Regions from separate parts of the Homo sapiens genome. Here region 2 is linked to region 1. A link is an interaction called in ENCODE POLR2A ChIA-PET data of the cell type or tissue named here. Cell type or tissue: IMR-90. All regions are shown on one strand.

Region 1 (5,000 bases):
CACCAATTGATCACACACTTCACTCAGGTGAAAAGCTGAACTCCCTGACTCAGCTTTTAAGGATCTACAGCCCTGCCCCACCTTTATGATCTCATTTCCAGCCACAGGAAACTTCTAGTTCTTCTCTAAATATCTTTTTTTTTTTTTAATCCTCTGCATTCAGTTCAAGATATTCCTTCCTTCTTAACCCTCCATTCTCTGGCCTGGGAGAAATTGTACTTTTCTTTAAGGCCCAATCAAATATCACTTCCTCCATGTTACCTTGTCTCTTTCCCCAGCAAAGTAGTTTACCATCACTTTGTAGTGCTTCCATATTGCTTTGTTTATGCCTCTGTTACAGCATGGATTGTAGGTAGTTGAATGTATGTCTGTCTCCTCAACTAAACTGTGAGCTTTTCCATTGCAGGGAAATGCAACGGAGTCATCTCTGAAACCCAAGTATCTAGAAAGAATGGGCGGGTCAATGATGAGTGCATTCGGGTTACAATTACTCTCAACGAATTCAACTCTATGAATACTGTTCTATGAGTCTGATCTACTGTGAATTCTAATATTCCCCTCAACATGTTTTTTCAAAAGTCAAGATTTGAGCAACATTAGTTATTATGAAGAGCTTTTGGACTCACGGTGACATAGGTCTGAGTTCCAACTCCACCACCTTGAGCCGAGTGACCCCCACCTGGAGCTGCATAAGTGATGCGGCTTCACTGACCTTCTCCATCTGCAAAACAGGACAATGTCTTGTTCACAGTTGTCAGGAAGTTTAAATAAGATGATGCATGCAATGCTGTCTGCGTGAGTCTGAATGTTTTAGTTGCCCAATAAGCACTGAATATTAATGATGCTGATGGAAATAACCATAAAGCCACAGGAGTACAGACCTCTGAGAAATTGACTTTAGTCAGGCTTTAGTCTCATTCAAATACCAGAGCAGAATACACAAGAGTGAACATCAAATGTAGTGAGAAATGTACATGCTTGGGGGGCTGGTGTTCAGACGCAGGACTCATTCATTTGAATATTTAAAAAATATTTGAGCACCTACTATGTGCTAGCCCTTGGGAGTAAAACAGAACATGAAAAGTCTCTGCCTTTGAGCCAAGTAGGGGTCCTGTCTCTGAATGAAGAAAGGACTCTTTATTGTATTGGGACGTGGCTGAGATGAGAAGCCATCTCCACTGAGGGAAACCACAGACTTCTGCACCACGTATCCCACAATGGCCACTAAGGGCCCTTCATGAGCAGGGCTCTATTCAAATAGTGACTCTGCCTCTCTGCCCCTCGTTCCCCCTGAGCTCAGAGGGGTGATGTCCTCAAACAACCTCAACAGAGCAGAAGCTCAAGTTCATGCTTATTACACAAGATTCAACGGAAGTATCATCTTTTTGTATGTCAAAAATAGCTTTTTATTTAAATAAATTTTATATGGAGATGTTTAAAGTAAAAATGAACTTCACTACATGGTCATTCTCAGAAAACTCCAGGATATGTTAATGTGTCACCATTTGTAACATTACACTGTGATTTTAAAATGTAGAACAGATTTCAGCTGTTTCTCAGTCACCTGGAAAGTTCAGGCATACACATAACCCACAATTATGTGGTCAGAGGAATCTCCAAGCCTCTTCAAAGCTACCAACTAAACAGACACCACTGAGATGACCACGCCTTTTTATTTAAAAAAAAAATCATTTAAGCAAGAAGAAATCTCTGCATATGGAAGTCCCAAAGCCAAAATCCTCCAACTGCTTTCTCTCTCACTACCAGGAACTGAATTGAGAAATCTGATGAACTCTGTGGCTTCTTAAGCAGTCACAGACTAGTGACACATCAGCCCAGCAGAATTTGCAAAACATTCTACTACGGAGCACCACAATTCCTGCCCTCTCCGAAAAGGAAGGGAAGTAAGGGAGAAGGGAAGAGAGCAACGTCAGATCCCAAGTCTGAAGAGGACACACGTTCCTGTCTTCTCCACTTTCTCTGGAAGCCCCACACCCCAAATTCAAATCAACAGGGCTCAGAGGAGCCTTTAGCATCACCAAAGGGCTTGTCTGCCTTGTCTCTGGTACTGATCTCTGCCTGGGAGACCACAGCAGAACCCACACCAACTGGGATGCTAACCTTCCAAACAGAATGGGCCCTGGAAGTGGGTGTTTACCAGGGACAGGATGAGAGTGAGATAAGAAAGGCACTCGCCTTGGGTGCAAAACTGAAGAGGCCACCAAAAAACTCAATAATCAATATAAAGAATAGTGCAATGCAACACTTTAAAAACCAAAATTAGCACCAAAAATTTCATGATGAATGAAATATCAAAATTCTAAATAAAGATAGGGTCAATATTATTGATTTTTTTTTTTGCCTCTAGTGCTTATGTTTCCTTGTGTCTAATATAAAGCTTTAGAGTCGTCTGGCCGTGAGCATGGGGCTCAGCTGCAAGCACCAGTTGGAGCGGAAGAGAGATGAGCAGGCTCACTCATGGCTCAGCAACGTTAGTGCAAAACAACCTTTTGCTGAGTAACATGCAAATGGATCTAAAACATATGGATTAAACGCCTCTGAAAATAAACAGGGTTTTAAAAGGAAAGGAAAGGAAAAGTACTTAGCCACTATGTTTGAGGTTTTCCTGAACCCAAACCTTTGGAAAACTAGCATTAGAGTGAATTACTCAGTGCCTGTAACACAATCAGCTTTGAAATAGGCTTGTCATAAACCACCGGTTTCTTCTAAAAGAAATGTTTTTCTTTTTCTTTTTCTTTTTTCTTTTTTCTTTTTTTTTTTTTTTGAGATGGAGTTTCACTCTTGCTGCCCAGGCTGGAGTGCAGTGGCGCAATCTCAGCTCACTGCAACTTCCACCTCTCGGGTTCAAGCAATTCTCCTTCCTCAGCCTCCGGAGTAGCTGGGATTACAGGCATGTGTCACCATGCCTGGCTAATTTTTGTATTTTTAGTAGAGACAGCATTTCACCATGTTGGCCAGGCTCATTTCAAACTCCTGACCTCAAGTGATCTGGCTGCCTCAGCCTCTCAAAGTGCTGGGATTACAGGTGTGAGCCACCTCACCCGGCCTTAAAAAAAATTTATTTTAATGGTTCACCCAAACTAGCTCCTCTATGCACTCCTTTTGGGGCTCATTCCTACTGTTCTTTACAAGAAGGAGCATGACTTTGCACACCGACAGGGGCCTGGGAGGCACTGGAGACCCAGGATTCAGTAGGACTCCTGAGGCGAGCCTTTAGGGGGCTTGAGGAGACCAAGCTGGGAATAAGTCCCTCACGGCATGACAAGAGTCCTATAGAGAAGGCAAACAAGTAATGCTTTGGACTAAGAGCCAGACAGACACCCAAGGGCATCAGCCTATACCATCTCTGTAACTCTGAGCATCAGTGTTTTTGTCTCCTCGCTGCAGATACCACTGCCTCCTCTGGAAGCTGGAGAGAAGGGCCCACACATGGTGAGAGCCCAGGCAGCAGCCACTGTGTACAAGTGGATGGCTCAGGTTCACCACTGGCCAGCCCCCTAAGACAGTTCCATGGGATTTTAGAAACCGGCATCTGTGGCTACCAGTGCTAAGAGATCAGCGCAACCAAGGATCCAACCTAAGTCCAGCTTTGAGGAAAAATCTAGGAAGTAGGAGAGAGAGAGGCTGAATCCCAAGGTCTGGGAGTCAGTCTTTGTTTTAGTATGTTCCAGTTGCTATGGTGATGTGGGCTGACGCAAAGGCCTCCAGACAGGGGGCTGGATTCCCCCAGAAAGAGATGCTGCTGATCACCCACCAACACTCAGCCTTCTTTGACACTGTCCAGGGCAAGTGTTTTGGTATGGCCAGTAGAAGGAGCCCCAGGCAACTGCAAATGCCCATCCTGGAGGGAAACCCATCTGCCAGGGGGCCCCTTCCCTCTGCTAGAGTTCCTCACATACCTAGCAGGGTTCTTCCAGAGGTGAAGGTATTGTCTAAACTCTCTAGACTGAACAAGCCTTACTCTCACCATCTTCAATAATTCATATGATTATGTTTTTAGAGCTGGCTCCAGGCCCAGAAGGGGCTCTTCAGTTCCCTTTCTAAGGACTGGGACCACTCATCAGTGAGGGGCAGCCTCTCTTCGGGTGTTATCCCATTCAGGGCATCATTTTCTCCCTTGAGGAGAGCTTTGTAGGAGGCAGACAGAAGCCACAGCTAAAAATTGGAGCCACCACCCGCAACCCTGCGCCTCTGCAGCAGAGCTCTTCCATTCCTGTCTATCTGACTTGCCTCCTCTTTTCAAGCCCCACCTTCAAAACATCTTGCGATCAATCAAATTTGGCTTTTTGACATCAATGAAAAAGGATGCAAGTTCCTGGATAGACCTTGCCAAATTTTAAACCCTGAAAATAAGATTTCTTTTTCCTTACCAGGTTTTATATAAAAAATATTGGGAGGTTTAACAAGATTAACAGACCAGGTTGTAAATAAGAAGCCCATTTTTGCAAAAAGCTCACAACTTTGTTTGTCCCTCCCATGCTCAGCTACAGGTTGGAGTTTCCTGCACCTATCATATACAGCCCTTCTCACTGGTCCTCCATGTACCCCATCTTTGTTGGATTATCACACATGTGGTAATTCCAGATTTCCGTTTTTAATTTTAATTCTGGTTTTCAATTTTCACTGAAAATTGTTGATGGACACACACACACACACACACACACACACACACACACACAGCAAGACATCCAGAATATTAAAGACATAGCAGGCTGGGTGCAATGGCTCAAGCCTGTAATCCCAGCACTTTGGGAGGCAGTGGTGGGCAGATATCTTGGGCTCAGGAGTTTGAGACCAGCCTGAGCAACACGATGAAACTCATCTTTACAAAAATGTTAAAATTAGTCCAAAAAATTAGCTAAAATTAGTCCCAGCTACTTGGGGGGCTTGAGGATCACCTGAGCCTAGGAGGTTGGGGCTGCAGGGAACTGTGTTCATGCCACTGCTCTCTAGCCCGGGTGACAAAAGTGAGACTTTGT
Region 2 (5,000 bases), 630 kb before region 1:
GGGAGTCTTTATTATAAACAATGAATCTAGGGATTTATGAGCCAAAGAGCCTGGAGCTGAAGATATCAGGAACAGGTCAAAGTAAAAGCAGATCTGATTTATTGCAAGAACAAAAGGAGAGGGTCAGTATCTGCTCTTATTGCATGGTACTGAGACAAGCCAGAACATTCAAAGCCTCAAGAAAAGGCAGAAAAGCAGCGGTTCTATTTATTCCAGAATTATCTAAATGCAACTCTTTTTCAAGTTTCACTTCTTCCACAAAATTTTCTCTGGACAGTTTACCTACCTGCTATTACTCCTCTGATCCTATACAACATGCATTGTCTACAAATGACAAGCTATATTATGATTTATTATTTAATGTTTTATTTATGTACTTACATATATCCCTTCTGGTTCTAAGGAGGATTTACAGGTACTTATTGGGTATTATCATTTAGTTTCTCATGTCTTCTCTTTGTGTACAATTCCCTATTGGTTATTCCTCCATCAGATTGACTGTGCTTTCCAAACTCAGCATGGCTGTAGCAGACCCAGTAAGAGGCTACTTTTGTCCTTGCTCTCAGAGCTCTGGTTTTATTCTGGTTTCCACTCTTCCTCCATGAGACAGAAACACAGAGCCTCAACCTGCATCCCCAGGGGAGAGTCCTGGTGGGTCCACACCAATCACAGGGAGACACATGGAGAAGAGAGGAAAAAGCATCCTCCATTGGCTCAGGAGTGGGCATGAGACAAAGTGCTGACTGATGAGGGGTGGACAGAGTCTCTCAGGAGATTCTGGTAAAATTTTCCACATTTTTTAGAAGGACACATGAGAAAAGAAGGCTTTTTCCTGCTTCGGGACACTGTCTAAACTAAATGACAATCCTGGAGCTACTGACACCCTTTGAAACCATGAGGGAAAGCAGCCTTATGATGAAGCTGATGCTAAAGATGGCAGAGAGATGAAGATTTCTGGGTCTGTGCAGACACGAAGGTGTCTTTCAGCCACCAAAAGCGCTGTGCCCTCTTTCTTTCTCCTCTGGACTTCCAGTATGAAATAATAAATTTCCTTAGGACAATTTGATCCTGGGTGACCTTTTGCAGCCATAGTTGTCCTAACTGATGGCCTAGCATAACTCTTGACACATAGTAGGTGCTGTATTACCATTAATTGAGAAACTGGATCAATAGTTCAATATATTATTTGCTTTTATAATAGTTAAGATCGCTCTATCATAAAATAAGAGAAGTTATCACAAAATAGTATATTTGATCAGGTATCATGGAAACTAACATCTGTTTTAAATTTGTAATAAGAAAATAATACTACAGCAAAAATCCTGTATAAAGATATAATATGACATATTATGATTTTACATGTTATCGTGACATAATATGGTTTTAGACTATAGTTACGAATATTAGTTACTAGCAAACTTCAACATATAAGAGCTGTTTCTTTCTAAAGCCAAGAAAAATAGATTATAGAATAGGTTATTATTTAATACAACAGTGCTATATTTCCATAACACTAAAATTTTTAAAACAATTTTACATATATGAGTTTATTTGCAATACTTTATACACTATTTCATTGTCTCATGCCTAAAGCAGTTCATTATAAATATTAGGAACTTGACATGTCATTTGTGAATGAATTAAAAAAAGCGTGTTGTTAGATTATTCCATGGTTTCAAATGTCTCAATTTAATTTTGCCTCTGTTTTACCTGCCTAAAATAGGTCATATATTTTCATGAATAGCGGAGAAGAATTATCCCAGGTTTGGACTATTTTTTAAGGGTTTTAGACAATTTTTTTCATTTTGCTTTCTAACATGAAGCTAAGGAGACAAACTCTTTACTCTCTAATTAAAACTCACAGTTTCACAGCTGAAATAGGAATTGAAGAGTAAATACATACTTCAGTTTTGGTAACCATAGTTCTAGCACAGTGACCCGAGCTCAGTTGAACCTGACTTCTTAAGCACTCTAACATTGGTTAGTTCCAGCACGTTGAATCTGCTGTTGAGAATTAATGTCACAGAGGGCAATGGAACAGATGCAAGAAAACAGATTTGGTCTCAATTTTCTGTGACCAGAATACATTGTCTAAACCCTGAGCCACATGGCATCGGGAATCAACGTTTTATTTTCTTGGTCTCCGTCATGTTCTGAAACATGAACGGAAACTCCAGGAACTGTCCCGCTGAGATCATTCTGAGTCAAAGGAGTAAGGAGAGGTTAAGGGCCTCAGCAATTTCAGGGTCTCAGGTTACAGTTTAGAGCCAAATGCTGAGCAGAAAAGGGTGAATTAGCAGCGCAAAGCCTTTTTCTTGCTTTTAGCAGATTGTGCCTTGGGAGTAGGATATAGGATGACTCCATTTGTGAAGTCACATTCACGGAAATAAGGATACAGGGAAGTAAAGATTAAACAGGATCCATTAAAACACTGACTCCTTTTCTTTCTGAGAATGTGGACATTGAAATATTTAATTTGTCGAGGAGATGACATAAAGAAAACACTTGGATATCTAGAACTTGTACTTACTTAGTAGGCATATTGGTCTGCTCGGGCTTCCATAACAAAATACCACAGACCAGGTGGCTTAAACAGACGTTTATTTTCTCACAGTTCTAGAGGGCGGGAGTTCACGATCAAGGTGCCAGCAGAGTTGGTTTCTTGTTAGGCCTTTCCTCCTGGCTGGTAGATGGCCATCTTCTCACTGTACCCTCACAGGACCTTTCCTCTTTGTATGCACAGGGAGAGAGAAAGAGAGAGAGAGAGAGAGAGACTGATTTGGTTTCTCATCCTCTTCTTATAAGGACATCAGTCTTATTGGATTGGTGCCCTACTCTTATGACCTATTTAATTTTAATCATCTCCTGTAAACATCCTGACTCCAAATACAGTCATATTGTGGGTTAGGGCTTCAAGATATGAATTTCTGAGCACGGGAGCAGGCGACAAAATTTAGTCCATATCAGTAAGTAAACATGAATTTTCCTGCATGTGAAGTGTGGTCGTTTGTTAGGGCTGCCATAACAAAATCCCAGACCGGCGGCTTAAATGACAGATTTATTTTCTCACACTTCTGAAGACTGGAAGTCCAGGCTTGAGGTGCTGACTGGGTTGGCTTCTTCGGAGGCCCCTCTTTGCGGCTTGCAGATGGTTTTCCTCCCACTGTGTCCTCACACAGTCACTTCTAGGTCTCTGGGTCATATGTGTTCTAATCTCTTCTTCTTACAAGGACCCCAGGCAGACTGGACCAAGGTCCACAGTAGCAGCCTCAACTTACCTTCATTACCTTTTTAATGGCCTGTCTCTAAGTACTGTTACATTCTGAGATATTGGGGCTTAAGACTTCCACATTTGAATTTGATGGGGACGTAATTCAGCCCATAACATGAAGTGAGAGATGCTGAAATTAGAGGTGCTGTATTGAAGTAAAAACCTTGCCATGGTGGTATCAATTCATGATAAAATCTACTCAGTCAGCAGTACTCAAGACTTTGAGGACATGTCCATAAGAGTTGTCCAAATTTTACCAAATCTGTTGTTTTTCTTCCTTCATTATCTTATGGACTAAATAATCACAAAATCATATTATATTGCATAGTGGTTCTATTAGCATTCAATGCTAACATGCATATACATTTCCATATTTTTGGTATTTGATTCATGAGTGTTTGAGTGTTTTTGTTGTTGTGGTTTTTTTTTTTTTTTTGGAGCTGGAGTCGCTCTGCCGCCCAGGCTGGAGTGCAGTGGTGCGATCTCGGCTCACTGCAATCTCCACCTCCCAGCTTCAAGCCATCCTCCCACCTCAGCCTCCCCAGTAGCTGAGATTACAAGGGTGTGCCACCAAGCCTGACTAATTTCTGCATTTTTTTTTTTAGAGACGGGGATTCACCATGTTGGCCAGGCTGGTCTCGAACTCCTGGCCTAAAGTGATCCACCCACCTTGGCCTCTCAAAGTGCTGGGATTATAGGGGTGAGCCACTGTGTCCAGCCATGAGTTTTTAAATGCCTAAGCACATGGTACATTTTTCATTAACATTATGTTGTTGCTTCCAAGATTAATTGCACTGTGGAAACATAATGTGTCCTGTATGAAAAATAATTATTCTTAATTATTTGAAATGTGTTGAAGATTGCTTTATGTCTTAGACTTACCCAAATTTTGGACCTGCTCCATGTGTATTTGAGGAAGAATGTATGCTTTGATCGTTATGTGCTGGTTCCATATATAGCTATTAAATCTAGCTTATTAATTGTGTTTTCAAATTTTCCAATCTGTGTGATAGGTGTGTATGTATATGTAAGTGGGGGGCTGTATGTCTGCTCAGCCTAAAATTACTGAGATGGGTAGTGAAATTTCCTAATATAATGAATTTGTCACATTTTCCTTGTAATTAGTTTAACATTTGTTATATATATGTGTGTGTGTATATATATGTGTAAATATATGTGTGAGTGTGTGTGTATATATATATATATTTGAGACAGGGTCTTTCTCTGTCATCTAGACTGGAGTGCAGTGGCGCCATCTCAACTCACTGCAACCTCTGCCTCCAAGGCCCAAGCGATCCTCCTGCCTCAGCCTCCCAAGTAGCTGGGACCACAGGTGTGTACCACCACACTCAGCTGTGTTTTATATATTTTGATGCAAATTTAGGTGGTTGTGTTTAGTATTAACTTTCTCTGATGAACTGAAACTTTTACCATTCTTGAGTAATTTCATACACTTGGTGTTTTGTCTCAAAAACCACTTTGTTCGACACTAATATAAAGATATCAGCTTTTGATTAGTATTTGCCTGCTGTACCTTTTTTCACCTTTTACTTTTGACATTGCTGTCACTGTCGTGTTCTTGTGTTTTTAGTTTCTCATAGTCAGCATGTAGGTAAAGTTGGTTTCCTTTTCATCTTCTAGCACACTTTCTGCCTTTTAACAGATGTGTTTAGACCCTCTGCCTTTTTGTGTTATCAATTACTTGGCTTTACTTATCTTAAATGATTTT

Evidence for each region. Peaks named below come from ENCODE experiments on the same cell type or tissue, not always from the same donor. Only the 100,000 strongest peaks of a DNase experiment are listed, where the experiment ranks them.
Region 2: POLR2A ChIA-PET joins it to region 1 with 5 read pairs; 1 of 35 experiments calls an interaction of 5 or more read pairs at or near these places.

Annotation. Positions count from the first base shown.
Region 1 is chr15:80,786,257-80,791,256 of GRCh38, reverse strand. The region is part of intron 1 of CEMIP (cell migration inducing hyaluronidase 1); the gene reads right to left. Among named protein-coding and RNA genes, the nearest start is that of CEMIP, 9.4 kb to the right of the region's middle. In IMR-90, a CTCF peak has its summit at 3,854 (motif pointing right); DNase peaks (open chromatin) are centred at 1,806 and 2,536; H3K27ac peaks cover 2,161 bases.
Region 2 is chr15:81,416,713-81,421,712 of GRCh38, reverse strand. The region is part of intron 6 of TMC3-AS1 (TMC3 antisense RNA 1); the gene reads right to left. Among named protein-coding and RNA genes, the nearest start is that of TMC3, 45 kb to the right of the region's middle. In IMR-90, no CTCF peak of the experiment used is centred here; a DNase peak (open chromatin) is centred at 2,212.